2 separate regions of the Homo sapiens genome follow, and region 1 is linked to region 2. Evidence: read pairs that join two places in POLR2A ChIA-PET (ENCODE). Cell type or tissue: GM12878. All regions are shown on one strand.

Region 1 (2,500 bases), 320 kb after region 2:
CAAATAAATTAGGATTTAACATAATTATAAGGAAGATAAACAGGAGTACAGAAAAATACAACAGTTCTGATTCTCATCCTAAAACAAGCAGGACAAGGAAAATGTACGTAAGTTTCACTTGCTGAGGCTAACCTTCTGGGAAACACCATGGGGCATGTTTATATTTACACTACATTAGGATGGAAAAGTTAATAGCTTAAAAGTTCTGAGTAGCATAAATTTGAATGTGATAGGCTCATGTGGTTAGAGCATTGTATAAAAGGAAGCCAAAATCACAGATTCAATCCCTGTATACGAACTGATTTTTTGTTGTTGTTCAAATGAAACCAAGCTGCAGCTTAAATCCTATCATTCATCTTTAAAATGTACTCTTTTGGAGCAAGGGAAAGAGGTCAAAGAAGTATGGAGAAATATGCATAAATCCATGATACTGGCCAGATGGCTCACGCCTGTAATCCCAGCACTTTGGGAGGCTGAGGAGGGCAGATCACGAGGTCAGGAGTTTGAGACCAGCCTGGCCAACATGGTGAAACCCCATCTCTACTAAAAATACAAAAATTAGCCGGACATGGTGGCTCATGCCTGTAGTCCTAGCTACTTGGGAGGCTGAGGCAGGAGAATTGCTTGAACGTGGGAGATGGAGGCTGCAGTGAGCTGAGGCCACATCATTGCACTCCAGCATGGGCAATAAAGGCACTCCAGCCTCTCAAAAAAAAAAAAAAAAATCCATGTTACTAAATCATGTGGCCAATTAATTGTGTTATAAAAAGGTGGCAAAACCTGTAAATAGGTCTACATGTTATTACTAAACAATCACAACTAAAGGAAAGTATATCACATATTAAAATCAGTGAACATATGAAAAGAAAATTTTAAACTAATACATCAGTTCTTCTAAATACCTTCTATAATACATCCAATAAAATAGAAACAGTTTTCAGTCTTTTCCTTGGAAGGAAAAAACAGTATTGTCTTACCATCCGTTTGAGATTTGCTCAGGAAAATTGTGCTTGCCCTTGGATGGTCAGAAGGGTTTGACTCCAAAGCTAAATCTATAGAAGAGGAGGAAAAAGACGTGACACTTTAGGTGAGTAGAAAAGATGATTTCTGAAATAGATACACATCCATTTTAATCACTTTTAACAGTCTTCAGAGAAGTTTTTAGTAATAAATATAAAGGAAATAAAGACAATACAAAAATACTCCTGGGGAATGCAAAATTGTAGAATCTCTCCACACACGTGGAACAAAAACCAGGCTGTGTCAGAGACTTTTAATAAAAAATCTGTGCCTAAATAATCTGGTACAAATGTTAGATGAATCATACGCATGTCCTCCTCCTTCAACTTATCAAATAGAAATATAACCACACTCTCCTCTCTACTGCTATTACTAGCACATTTCAAGAACAATCTCAAGTAGCAAGTGATGCTGTGGCCAGTTACTGTCAGGCACCAGCTCAATACATCAAATATGGTAAAACAAAGAGTTGTTTTTGGCAAATGTTCTTTAGACAATTAAACGGCTAATTCTAACTCCATTCAACAAGTAAACTAATTTAGTTAGCTGTGGTTTTTTGGGGGGCCATTCATCATGGCAGATTTAAGAGGACTGAATGGAAGTTCTGTGTTCTAACATACAGAAACATGTTAGAAAATGATTAACGTTTGCCCTCAATTTCTCACTTCTTCCTTCTAACAGCATGGTTAATTTGGTGTTTCATCAAGAGTACGTTTTAAAGCAGATCTTAGGGCTGTTTCTAAAAAATTTTGCCCCTATCTATGTCAAGATAAACCTGCCTGTAGTCCACCTTGCACCAAAGTTGGATAATATATTTAGGCAAGACTACAAAACAGACTCTTGAATTTTCATGAAACAAACTTTGCCATAATATGGGATAATAAAAATTGTCACGAGGGGAAAAAATAAAAATCTATGATATTCTTCAGCAAGGTCTTTTTTTTTTTTTTTTTTTTTGAGATGGAGTCTCACTCTATTGCCCAGGCTGGAGTGCAGTGGCACGGTCTCAGCTCACTGCAACCTCTGCCTCCAGGATTCAAGCAATTCTCCTGCCTCAGTATCCCAAATAGCTGGGATTACAGGTGCCTGCCACCACGCCGGCTAATTTTTGTATTTTTAGTAGAGACGGGGTTTTACCATGTTGGCCAGGCTCGTCTCAAACTCCTGACCCCAGGTGATCCACCCACCTCAGCCTCCCAAGGTGCTGGGATTATAGAGGTGAGTCACCGCGCCCAGCCCAGCAAGGTCCATTTCAAGCCACTTATCTTAACCAATCTTGTAAGAAACTGGGCCAAGATCCAGAGTAACAGTTAAGGCGATATTTCCCAAAACTACATATTAATATAATTGCTCTACTTTTAAAAAAGCGATTTAGTGGTCAAATGACAATATACTCTATCCCTGGCTCTTACAAAATCAAAACGCACATTGATATACTAAAAACTAATCAGTCTAGTAGTGATTACTGTCTAACTCAGCA
Region 2 (2,500 bases):
AAAAGCAAAGAGAGGATTATGACAAACACTGGCATAGTGTTAGCTCTGAGGGGAAGAAAGGGAGGGGCTAGGTCAAGGCATAATCGAGGAGTGAGCACCAGTGAAATCTGCTGCCAGAGAGCAGGTAGGGGAAAGCTGACTGAAACCTGGAAACTGACCTGACAGCTACAGAGGTGACCTCTTCTCCGGATGTGTCTGAGAAGAGGGCTCCAGCATTATTCCACTTGACAGAGAATGGATTCAAGAGCTTGTTTGATAATAAACCTTCAGTCTAGACGTAGCTTACCTTATTCAAGGATGAGTAAAGAGGGCAAAACACTGCAGCCTTGGAGACACTTGCAGAATAGGAAAAAGGAAACAACTTCCAGAAGGTTCCAGGGTAGAGCTTGCCCCAGGAATTGATCTACTGTAGAATACAGAAGGAAACTTCAGGGAACTGGAAGTCTCCAAAGGTATAAGAAGGATTATTTTTTTTTTAAGGGAAGGGCCAGGAGTTATTAAAAGAAAGGAATAAAATCAAGACATAAGGATGAAATGAAAAATGCAATGTATTCATCTGTTGAGGCTACTCTAACAAAGCACCATGGACTGGGTGGCTTTTAAAGAACAGAAATTTATTTCTGATTGTTCTCTAGGCTTGGAAGTCCAAGATCAAGGCACTGGCAGATTCGGTGTCTGGTGAAGGCCTGCTTGCTTCCCTTTAGACAGCCGTCTTCTCACTGTAATCTCACGTGGCTGAAGAAGCCAGAGGGAAGGGCCTCTCTCAGGCCTCTTTTATTAAGACACTAATCCAATGCATGAAGACTCCATCCCATGACCTAATCACCTCCCAAAGGCCTTTTACCTCCTAATACCTTCACCTTGAGGGTTAGGATTTCAACATATAAATTTTTGGGGAATGCAAGCATTCAGACCATACCATAGACAATCTTTTTTTTTTTTTTTTTTTTTTTTGAGACAGAGTGCAGCGTCACGATCATGGCTCACTGCAGCCTCAAACTCCTGGGCTCAAGCGTTACTCCCTTCTCAGCCTCTCAAGTAGCTGGGACTATAGGCATGAGCCACCACACCCAGCTAATATTTTATCTTATTTTATTTTATTTTATTTAGAAATAGGGTCTCACTCTGTTGCTCAGGCTGGTCTGGAACTCCTGAGCTCAAACGATCTTCCCACTTCGGCCTTCCAAAATGCTGGGTACAGGCATGAGCCATCATGCCTGGCCACAACAAGATTTTTATTAAAGGAAGAATGATGTAATGAAGAAAGATTGCAAGGAAATTCTTGTGTGCTGGAATTAAAAAAAAAAAAAAAAACAGGCCAGGCACAGTGGCTCACTCCTATAATCCTAGTACTTTGGGAGGCTGAGGCTGGCGGATCATGAGGTCAGGAGTTCGAGACCAGCCTGGCCAAGAGACCAGCCTGGCCAATATGGTGAAACCCCGTCTCTACTAAAAATACAAAAATTAGCCGGACATAGTGGTGGACACCTGTAATCCCAGCTATTCAGGAGGCTGAGGCAGGAGAATTGCTTGAACCCGGGAGGTGGAGGTTGCAGTGAGCCGAAGATCATGCCATTGCACTCCAGCCTGGGCAACACAGTGGGACTCCGACTCAAAAACAAAACAAAACACCACAATGTTGGAAGCGTAGCAAAACTGATGCTGTAGTGACAAGGACAAGTTAAATAACTTTCCCAAAATACAGGGAAAAAAAGGACAATGAATGATAAAGATAAGATGGTAGAAATGAAGGCTAAAGAGCGAAAAACAGAGTCAACTGACATTTCTTAAGAACTCAGAATCAGTGGAAAGACACACTCACCAGGGATATGAGAGGAGAGTGATTCTCCACTGGAGGGTGGAGATGAGAGAGTGTGATAACAGCCTGGGTGGGCACATGATGAGAATGGCCCCAATGGGCTGGCGTACTTTTAAATTGCAGTAATTAGTGTCTGCTAATTGGGCTGTATTGTGTGCTTCAGTTGAGTTAGGAAAAAAATAAGTCAGAACCACTGTAAAATAGAAGTCTGATATAAGAAAATGAATGCGTATGAATGAATGAGTGAAGTTGTTTAACTAGATCAAAAGTGCTAATACATGTTCCAGATGAAATAAATCTCAGGACTTCAAAACCAGACTGGGCAACACAGTGAGACCTCATCTCTACAAAAAAATAAAGGAAATGGCCGGGCGCGGTGGCTCACGCCTGTAATCCCAGCACTTTGGGAGGCCGAGGCGGGCGGATCACGAGGTCAGGAGATCGAGACCATCCCGGCTAAAACGGTGAAACCCCGTCTCTACTAAAAATACAAAAAATTAGCCGGGCGTAGTGGCGGGCGCCTGTAGTCCCAGCTACTTGGGAGGCTGAGGCAGGAGAATGGCGTGAACCCGGGAGGCGGAGCTTGCAGTGAGCCGAGATCCTGCCACTGCACTCCAGCCTGGGCGACAGAGCGAGACTCCGTCTCAAAAAAAAAAAATAAAAATAAAAATAAAGGAAATT

What was found. Peaks named below come from ENCODE experiments on the same cell type or tissue, not always from the same donor. Only the 100,000 strongest peaks of a DNase experiment are listed, where the experiment ranks them.
Region 1: POLR2A ChIA-PET joins it to region 2 with 6 read pairs; 5 of 35 experiments call an interaction of 5 or more read pairs at or near these places.

Annotation. Positions count from the first base shown.
Region 1 is chr2:207,723,352-207,725,851 of GRCh38, reverse strand. CCNYL1 (cyclin Y like 1) reads right to left here. Exons shown (of 10, transcript NM_001330218.2): 2 at 978-1,052. Among named protein-coding and RNA genes, the nearest start is that of CCNYL1, 13 kb to the right of the region's middle. In GM12878, no CTCF peak of the experiment used is centred here; a DNase peak (open chromatin) is centred at 1,491.
Region 2 is chr2:208,045,612-208,048,111 of GRCh38, reverse strand. No RefSeq gene overlaps it. Among named protein-coding and RNA genes, the nearest start is that of PLEKHM3, 21 kb to the right of the region's middle. In GM12878, no CTCF peak of the experiment used is centred here; no DNase peak of the experiment used is centred here.